2 separate regions of the Homo sapiens genome follow, and region 1 is linked to region 2. The links are chromatin contacts, found by Hi-C in ENCODE. All regions are on one chromosome and are shown on one strand. Each heading gives the region's core, a stretch centred on a gene start or an enhancer-like site at or near the end of the contact. The rest is flanking DNA. Distances are from core to core; before and after follow the strand shown.

Region 1 (5,095 bases), core at 1,979-4,478, 200 kb before region 2:
TAATGTAATCCTTAGGATCTGGGATTAGCCAGGTATGTGCAGAATCGTGAGTATCTCTGGTGGCTTCTTCCAAGTACTTCTGCAGCTTTGCCTGTGTGCTCCACTCCTAGTTCAATTCCTGCTAAATCTATTATAATGTCAAGGCCTCTCGCTCTCTGATATTCATTTCTTTGCAAGTTATAAATACTGAATAATAAGATGACATGAACTACTACTAAGTTTGTAGTACATATTTAACAAATACAATTTCTTTAAAATGAAAATAATTCAGAGGAATCACAGGTTTAGAGTAAATGAAACCACAGGTAATTGGCAGTGGTAATAGGGTATGGGGTGGGAAGTTTGGGATGATTTTGGTTAGCTTGAGTTATCCAGTTAACTCAGGAGTAACCCAGTTAGGGAAGCTACTCTCAGAGGTATGGGTGATAGTGCTTGGTCTCCCTAGTATATAGGTGCAGAAAGTAGAGCACCATTGTATTAGCACACAGGAGTCCTGGTACTCAGTAAATATTTGAATAAAACAAAAGAAGGAGTTGCCTCAGTAAGTATATAGTTAATCAGTGGTAGTAAACAGGCCTTTTAAAAACAAAATGTGCAGTATATATTGTTAACTAAACTGTAAAGGCATCCCTTTTTAAAAATGCTAGGTAGTTATATTTAAAAACTTGCCAACTTCAGATTGATCTGTCTAATGAGCAGGATTATAATTAATCTCTCTACAGTTATCAAATGTAAATGAAGGGGCCACAGCGCTGGTGCCGAGTCACAGAGTCAGAGGCCATGGGGGCCAGATTGACTTAAAGAAATAGCAAACAAGAAAGGGGGAAAATAAACCTCTGATAGCCACACCAAACAGGCAGTGATACTGGGAATTTTTTCATCATTTTAGTTACGTAGTTCGAACATTTCTGCTTTGTTATGTAAGAAAGTGTTAGTTCTTGAAAACTTCTATATTTTCTGTTTTTTTCTTACAAAAATGCAAGATATATACACAGATACATATATACATATACATATACATATACATATGTATATTATACACATACATATATATGTATATTATACATATATGTATATTATACACATACATATATATGTGTATTATACACATACATATATATGTGTATTATACACATACATATATATGTATATTATACACATACATGTGTGTGTGTGTATGTACACACACATACAGTGTTTTTCTTAAAATGTATCTCTACTAGTTGATTTTAATTAAAATGGCAAACCAGTGACCCAAAGAAGGTAGCTAGGAGGCCCTATAGTTGATAGAATAGTAGGGAAATGTATTAGCGTTCTCTAGAGGGACAGAACTGTTAGGAAAGATGTATATATAAAGGGGAGTTTATTAAGGAGTATTGACTCACATGATCATGGTGAAGTCCCACAATAGGCCATCTGCAAGCTGACAAGCAAGGAAGCCAGTCCGAGTCCCAACACCTTAAAAGTAGGGAAGCCGACAGTGCAGCCTTCAGTCTATGGCTGAAGGCCCCAAGAGCCCCTGGCAAACTGCTGGTGTAAGTCCAAGAGTCCAAAACCTGAAGAACTTGGAGTCTGATGTTCGAGGGCAGGAAGCATCCACCGTGGGAGAAAGATGAAGGCTGGAAGATTCAGCAAGCCTGCTCTTTCCACCTTCTTCTGCCTGCTTTATTCTAGCCACACTGGCAGCTGATTAGATGGTGCCCATCCAGAGTGAGGATGGGGCTGCCTCTCTGAGTCCACTGACTCAAATTTTAATCTCCTTTGGCAACACCCTCACAGACACACCCAGGAACAATACTTTGCATCCCTCAGTCCAATCAAGTTGACACTCAATATTAACCATCACAGGAGGGTTCCATATCTTATTCTCTTGAAGACTCTCCCATGGCTCTCTCCACATTTAGATTAAGTCTCCTTGTCATTTCTATATAAATTTTCTGGCAAATACTTAGCTTGTGAGGTAAGGCGGTTAGTCTTATTTTAAGTCCACCAAATTATTTAATTGTAAAAGCTGAATAGCTTGTATAAATTTAGTTTACATCTTTATAAGGTACTATATGATCTAAAATATATGATTTTCATTTCAGTCTATGAGGAATTTCCTAATAATATAAAAGAAGTACAGCCCAGATAAGGTTATAAAGTGTTACTTGTTTTCTAGCTTTGTGATAAGAATTTTTGAAAAAATGTATATTTATGGAGCATCGCTATGTTCCATAATTGCCCTTTGCACTGTGGGGGACAGAGTGGAGTGGTGAATAACACAGATAGGATGCTGCCATCACAGGTTGTATATTTTAGTGTGGTGTCGGGGAGAGTGGTGAGACAGTAAGCATGTATAGATAAAGAGAATAATTACAGAGGGTGATCATTTTTCTGAAGAAATAAGGCAGAGTAACTAGATAGCTAGAAGGAGAGTAGCCAGTGGGATGGCTACTTTAGGAATAGTGATTGGAGAAGACATCTTTGAGAAGATGACATTTGAGCTGAGATGTGAAAAAATTTAAAGGCCAGACATCTGAAGAACTAGGGCAAGAACATGTAGACAGAGGGAGTAGCTAGGGCAAGGTTAGTTTCTCAATGAAAATGAGCTCAGTGTTTAGAGGAGCAAAAAGAAGTCAGTTCGGCTAGAGCAAGTGCTTTAGAGAAGGAAATCTGAGAGGAGAGCAAAGGCCAGGACAGTCTTGTAGACCACAGTAAAAAGTAAAGATTTATTCTGATTGCAATAGGAAGCTTTTGGAGGACATTGAGCAGTGGCATGATACCTACAAAGATAATTATGGCTGCTGTGCAGTGGGGCAAAGGTGGATGTAAGAATGGAAGCTGGAAAAGCAACTAGGAGTCTATTGGAGTATTTCAAGTTAGGTAATGTTAGCGATTTATTAGACTAAAAATGTAGTAATAAAGACAGGAGTAGGTAGATGGGTTGGGGATATGTATTTTATGTTTCAAAATACAAATTAGGGGATCATTATGTGTAGTTTTCTCACATTCATAAGTTTCTGTTCCGTTTTTACTGCTCTGTTTCAGATCCTTTTTACCTCCTGCCCACAGTCACTTACTTGTTTAATTGTTTTCTTGGGATCTAGTGTTTTTCCACTTCCAGTCCATTCCATGTGTTAACAGCCTAATCACTCTACTCAAAGCAGATTTATAATCACTCTATTTGCCTAATCCAGAACTTTCTATGACTCCCTGTGCCCTGAAGAAGAATGGACTTACTCAGTTTCTCTAATACATACCCAGTTCCCTTTTAGACAAGTGCTTCTGGCATTATTCAATGAACAGGTTTTGTGCTTTCCATTTTCAATGTTTTGGAATCTTTCATGCTCTCCTCTGCTGGAATGCTGCTTCCCTCTGCTTCCTGTTAGATTCCTAACAGCTAACCATTCAAGGCCTGAGTTCATCACCCAAGTTTATGAAACATTTTCCAGTCTTGGCAATTGGAAATCATTTGTGCCTAGTCTGTGTTCTATAGAATTTTCTTAATAACTTTTTAATATTATTTAATTTTGTTTGGTCTTTTATTTATTTAGGTCCATCTGTCAGTGTATTCAATACATTTATATTGATCTCCTTAGTGTACCAGGCACTAGAGATGCCAAGATAAATGTGATATGGACCCTTAAGAAGCTTACAGAGAAAACAGGAAAAAAAAATTACAATGCAGGATTATTGGTGTCATTAAGAGAAGCAGTATGTACAAGAGCTCTTGTGTTAGCCCAGATCTTACCTTTCAAACCTAGTAGTAAACCCTTTGAAGGCATGGACCTAGTCTTGTTTTTGTCTCACTGGTTATCACCAAGTTGATGCTTAATAAATGATCATTGATTGTGAATCTTATCACTGATGATCAGTGTTGTTCAATTTTAGTAATTATCTCAAACATCTTTAAATTTTCACAGACATAAGCACACTTCAAAAAATAATATTATCAACTTTCTAGTATGAGTTTAAACAAGATAATTTGATTTCATGAGCTGTGATTCTGCCATCATTATTTAATTTATTTGATCTGGATACGTCACTGTATTAAATATTATCTTCCTCTTCAGCCAATTTTAATATTCCTTTATGTCACCCTTTTTTGCCTCAAAGCGTTTTGCAATCATTTCAATTAATTGTTCTTTATCTTAACCTAATGAGGTTGTTACTATTCCCATTTTTATTACTGAAAAAACTGATAATCAAAAGGTAAATCAAGGAATTTCCATTTACAGCATTCTAATTTAGAACTTGAATTGTCTATTCTGAACAAATGTTGCCATGTTTCAAAAGCTGTAACATTAAAAGAAATTCAGTATTATTTAAAATGGTGGAAATAGTGAGTTCACGATAAAATATCATTTCCATATTAGATGCCAAAGAAGTATGTTATTTGGTCTATCAAGGTCTATTCTAAAAATATATATGCAGCATCTATAACATCATTTGCAGATTAACATATTTATAAGCTATTGCCAAATAGTCTCATCTTTTCTTCAAATGTGTTTTCCCTCTCTTGAATTAAATGATTAAATTTCTTTAACTGACTTTTATAATTGTAACTTTGACCATATTTAAAAGTTTATCTGATTGCCTATTGATATGCTGTTATCATCTTCAATATTTGATCTTTTGTATTTCTAGTTATTGTAGTTAACATTTTAGGTAGCTCATTCATAATTTAATTATTCTTTTTCTTACTTGTATCTCCATGGTGAGTTTTTAAAGATGCAGCTTTCTTGGGCCAGGTGTGTTGGCTCATGCCTTCAATCCCAGCACTCTGGGAGGCCAAGGCAGGAGGATCACTTGAGCCCAGGAATTTGAGACCAGCCTGGGCAACATGGCAAAACCGTCTCCACAGAAAACACAGAAATTAGCCATTAGCCAGACATGGTGGCACACACCTGTAGTCCCATCTACTTGGCAGGCTGCAGTTGGGGGATCTCTTGATCCCAGGAGGTTGAGACTGCAGTAAGCTGTGGTCATGCCAGTGCACTCCAGCCTGGGTAAAAGAGTGAGATCCTGTCTTAAAAAAAAGTAACTTTCTCATCTTAATGTTTCCTTTTGTTTATAGTGTATATGTATGCCATGCTTCAAACATAATCTATTT
Region 2 (5,395 bases), core at 2,481-4,980:
CAAATAAATGAGCAGTCCTAATTTTTTTGCCAGAAATTGTGATTTAAATTTCCAAGATGGACTAACTATAAAACGTTTAAATGCGGAACCTTGCGTTTCACTCTAGAGACTGTCTTTATTTAGTATGCTTTCAGCTACATGTAGCGGAAAATGCAATTCACACTGATTCCGGTAACAAGGAAAGTTATTTAGCTCAAGTTCCAAGGACTTCCCATTCCCGACCATACGTTAGAATGGCCTGGGAGAATGTTTTAATCAATACTGGTCACAGAAGAACTGAGTCAGAATCTTTCCAGTGGAGCATGGGCATTGGTAATTATTAAAAACTTTCTGGAGTATTCAAATATGTAGTCAAGGTTTAGAACCACTAATTTAGAAGCTCACCTGTGTCTTCAAGGATGCAGTTTCTTGCCATCTCTCTGCCCTGACCTGCCCTGCCCTTCCCAGAACGAACTCTTCCCCAGGTTGAAAGCAAGACAGTTGTAATAGTTCTAGACACCATATCCATTCACCAACATCGAGAGGAGAATGACCATGTCTTCTAGGGCATTTTTTAAAGGTAGGTTTGCCAGATAAAACACAAAATGCCCAGTTACATTTGAATTTCAGATAAATAATGAGTAAATTTTTTAGTATAAGTATCTTATATTACATGGGACATATTTATACTAAAAACTTTATTTGATGTTTATATGAAATTCAAATTTAATCCTATGTTCTATGTTTTTATTTCTAAATATGGCAACCCTATCTTAAAGGCGTTTTCAACAGCTACTCACCAAGACTTCCTTTATGTCTTATTGGCCAAAATTCCTAGATTACCCTTAAATCCATCAGGCCCAGCCACTGCCCACAACTGTAGATTGGGTTGGAGGGGGCTCATGGCTGCAGGGCCCTCTTGGGAAGGAGACACAGGGAACACCAGCCCTAGCCCCTATAAAGAACAATAGTACAGGTAACACTTCTGTTTCATAAACACTGAGTGATACCATGATGTCTAGACTAAAACTTTTCTGCAATTACCTTTCTGGAAAAAAATATAAATTTGATTTTCATGAATGTATTTATCTTCATTGAACAGTCGTCTTCAGAACTGTTCTTTTTTTCTTGAGACAGGGACTCATGCTGTCACCCAGGCTGGAGTGCAGTGGCACAATCTCGGCTCCCTGCAACCTCCACCTCCTGGGCTCAAGCAATCCAACCCCTTCTGCCTCCCAAGTAGCTGGGACTACAGGCGCGAGCCACCATGTCCAGCTAATTTTTGTATTTTTTGTAGACATGGGGTTTCACCATGTTGCCCAGGCTGGTCTTGAACTCCTGAGCTCAAGTGACCTGCCTGCCTCAACCACCCAAAATGCTGGAATTACAGTCATGAGCTACTGCACCCCATCCAGCGGAATTGTCAGTTCTGAGGTGACAAATGTTCCCCAAAATCACTATGCTATGCAAAGACATGCATTAAAAACCACAGGGAGTCTAGGCACAGTAACTCATGCCTGTAATCCCAGTGCTTTGAGAGGCTGAGGTGGGAGGATTGCTTGAGGCCAGGAGTTCAAGACCAGCTGGGACAACATAGCAAGACCCCATTTCTACCAAAAAAAATTAGCTGGGCTTGGTGGCACACACCTGTAATTCTAGCTATTTGGGAGGTTGAGGTGAAAAGATCGCTTAAACCTAGGAGTTCAGGGCTGCGATGAGCCATGATCACACCACTGTACTCCAGCCTGGGTAACAGCGAGACTTTGTCTCTAAAATAGTAATAAAAATAATAAGATAAAAACCCCAGGGCTTGTGGGGAAAATTGGATCGAGGTACAACACTAAAAAAAAAGGTCATCAGTGCCACATGAAACAAAGTAGGAACCTAATAAAAGTGGTAGAGTGGTTTTACACGTTAAGTGATTAAGAAATAAATAGTGCAATAAATATGATACTTTACCTTGAAAAATACCTGAAGCTCAGTTGCGGAAGTGGACATTGGAAGGGTTGCAGCTTGTGAGTCACTGTGAAGTGGTGGAGGAGAGTTATCTGGATGGAATCTGATGGATTTGGTTATGGAAGTAGCCCATAACACACACGGAATGGAGGTAGCTGGCAGATATCTGTGTTGCATGCATGTAGGCATTTTGTGTATTCCTGCATTCCTACGTGTAGCTGCGTTCATCTATGTGGAGTTTTCTGCATTCACCCATTATTTCTTGAGGATGATGTTGTGTGTAAGCAAATGTGAACTTCGGGTTATGCTCAATTATTCCCTAATACATTGATCTCATTGAAACAAGTTCACATTTTCAAAACAAGCATTATAACGGAACTGACTCTATACAGTTCATGACATGCAGCTTCTGGATTTGGCGAGTTGGAGGAATGAGAATATAGAAAGGTTACACTCTACATAATTTTCTTGTTCTCAAGTAACAAACCCATGTTAATTAGAAATTTTAGAGTTAATCCATTTTATTAATGGTCAACATATACCCAAAGTATTTCACGACACCAACGTGTGCATCGTGTATGTCTGACTCATATGCTTTGACTCCTCATCAGAATTCTGCAGGAGCCCTTCTCCCTAGGATAAATCCCTCAATTTTAAGGTATGCCCTGTAGGGCCCTTTACAGTCTCACCCTGTTCAGCCTTATCATTAGTCCTCCCTCTTACTCCTCCCCAGCCCCTCAGGAATGCATAGCTGTTTCACTTCCCTTAAACCAAGCATGCTTTCTCATACTTCTGTGTTGTTTCCCTTCACTGTCTCTTCTGACCAGAGTGATTGATGTAGCCACAAAATAGAGTCCCTTCCAGTCTCAGCCCAAGCACCTTGTGTCCCATGGAGCCTTCTCTGCTAGGAGCTTTCAGCACTTGTAATAAGTAGCTGGGGCCCTAGTTAAGCTGCAGATTTCAGAGCCCCTCCCCAAACCTAAAGCAGCAGCATCTTGAGATGGAGGGTGTCCTACGTAATCTGCAAATGTTTCCCGTTTTGAATGTCAGAGAACTACTTGTGTTTACTTATAAGGCTCTTGCAGGCGCTTGTCACTGTATCTTCTGTGCCAGATATTGTGTCTGGCACTCAGTAAACGTTTAGGAATAAATGAATGCTGTTGAGGGTTTTGTGTGTTGTGCAAGTATTGAGATGTCTTAGGCTTTGCTCTGGCGTCCTCTAGAGCCTGAAAAGTTGCTTCATTTCTCAGCAGCATTTACCAACCACTTATTTAAAAAGCTAATAGGAATTGTTGGTATTTAGTGAGAGATGGGGTATAACTTAAGGGATGAACTAACAAAAGTATGATAGGCATATGAATAAACCAGGCAATTTAGAGAATTATTTCCTTCTCACCTTTTTTTCTTTCCAGAAGTCTCAGAAGTGGTAATGTTTATGTTAAAAAAAAAAAAAAAAGAAAGAAATATCAAGGCTGTTCCAAAACTTACTTGCTTTTACCAGTTGTTACTTAAAGTAGTTCTTAAACTGTACTTGATCCTCAGCTTGGATTTGCTGCAGGGTACGGTTTTTTGTCTGTCTCTATTGGGACATTATAGAGGTCAGTTAGCCCAGAGAATAAGTTGTGCAAGTGTGTACATTTCATCTTCACACGGATCAATTAGCTTTGTCATAAGAAAAACAGTCTTGGCTCAGGCCCTTCTATCTGGGCCAGCCATTGTGCAGATGCCTACCCTTGGTGCCAGGAACAGCAAGGGAGAGCACGCAGATGGTTTTGCCCAGCCAGCATTGCTATGAGAAACTCAGCTGGAGGCCCTGGTGCTGGCTGGCTGGTTTCATCAGTTGGTCTTATCACGTGTAAGTGGGGAGGGGGAAAACCCTTGTTAAGTAGAGTAACATCTGTGTTTATTGTCCTGGTGGAGGAGAGAACTACATGGGTTTCCAAATGATTGGTCAGGTTGCCTAATTATAAAAACACAACACAGAAATGACAGCATAAAAGCCCAAAAGATGGGAGCATTTCTCCACAAATGCCATTTAATTAGACTCCCATACATAAGCACTTCTAGGAGACACCTTTTATACCTTTTGAATTTTTACAGGGCTAAGAAGACATACCATATGCATATAATTATTTTAAACTGCAGTTATAGGACTTTTGCAAATAATGAGGTTTGTAACTCTGCAAGTGAGGTTTTATTCTTCCTCTGGTTACACCTATGTGAAGTTGGTCCTAATTAAAGGTTTTATTTCAATTTCCAGTATATTTATTCCAGATTGTAAGCTTATTTACTTTACTTTAGATATTTGTAGCACATGATCCTGTTTTCTGGCACCGTTCTTGTCTTTTCTGTTTACTTTATTATTTTTTGTAGGCAACTTCTAGGAAAGCAAAATTAGATTAAAATGGCTCACAATGTTAAAATGGCAGTAGGTATAAAAGCATGTTTCTAAAGGCTAAAAGTTCTTAATAAATATTACTTATGATTTTTTCAGAAATCATATATTCAGAAAGATATCTTCTGAAAATCAGGGATGAATTTAAATACCATGAATTATGGAAGTATTTTTGCCATTTCCTTTTCATTGCATTTTATGTTTGAAAAGCATCTTTTATTCTCTGATACTTAATACACAGCCTTTGTCAAAAGTTACAGAAGAGAGCATGCATAATCCAATAAAATTAATTCATATTTCACTTGTTTTTAATGAGAAATTGTATAAATGTTTGTGTTTACAATAGAATAAACTGATATCTAATGGTCTAAGAATTAGCTCTAAATAGAATAATAGAGCTACTCAGTACAAAACTAACTCAGGGAGATTGGAAGGCTCTCCTGGAAGCTTGTCACCCTGCTTCTCTCCCCGCTGCATCCTACTCCATGTTGAGAAGAGGTCTTTCGGACTGTCACCAAATACGCTTCTAACCATGCAGCCATCTGTTAAAATTGCCTTAGATCAGATAGATAGTAAAGTACTTCACAGCCTTCCTAGAATGACGGGAAGAGATATTCAGAAGTAAATATTAATAGAAGGTTAGCGTGAGATGAGTTATTTAAATCCTTGCCATCCAAATTGTGGTCCATGGACCAGCTGCATCCCATCCCCTGGGAGATTGTTAGAAATGCAGAATCTTAGGCCCCAACCCAGACCTACTAAATCAGACTCTGCATTTTAACAAGATCCCCAGCTGATTTTTATTCATATTAAAGATCGAAAAAATTGATATTAATAACATTAATTGAATACCAAATAAGGAATGAGATTTTCTACATATAAAGCAAGCTTCAAATATATCCTAGTGTGAGCATGTTCTCCTTGTAAATGGTGGCTAAGTGCTAATAGTTATAGAACACCTTCTGTAAGTGTGTCCTCTGTTCTAAGCATTTTACATGTATTAGCTATTTTAATCCTCAAGCAACGCTATAAGGTCACTGCTAGAATTGCTTCCTATTTTACAAA

What was found. Hi-C counts contacts between places; a loop is a spot of excess contacts on that map. Pooled maps may share reads with other maps.
Region 1: a loop to region 2 is called in a map with no recorded cell type, with 6 times the contacts of the local background. The contact joins two enhancer-like sites. A Hi-C loop is called at or near these places in 5 of 37 single-sample maps with no recorded cell type and 3 of 50 pooled maps.

Annotation. Positions count from the first base shown.
Region 1 is chr3:17,397,309-17,402,403 of GRCh38, reverse strand. The region is part of intron 8 of TBC1D5 (TBC1 domain family member 5); the gene reads left to right. Among named protein-coding and RNA genes, the nearest start is that of TBC1D5, 340 kb to the left of the region's middle. Within about 2 kb of position 3,228, at least 3 of the 41 ENCODE cell types and tissues checked have a DNase peak (open chromatin) inside an H3K27ac peak, as active enhancers do.
Region 2 is chr3:17,193,751-17,199,145 of GRCh38, reverse strand. All of the region lies in intron 19 of TBC1D5 (TBC1 domain family member 5), which reads left to right. Among named protein-coding and RNA genes, the nearest start is that of PLCL2-AS1, 140 kb to the right of the region's middle. RefSeq lists a silencer at 2,549-2,598 and an enhancer at 2,779-2,888. Within about 2 kb of position 3,730, at least 5 of the 41 ENCODE cell types and tissues checked have a DNase peak (open chromatin) inside an H3K27ac peak, as active enhancers do.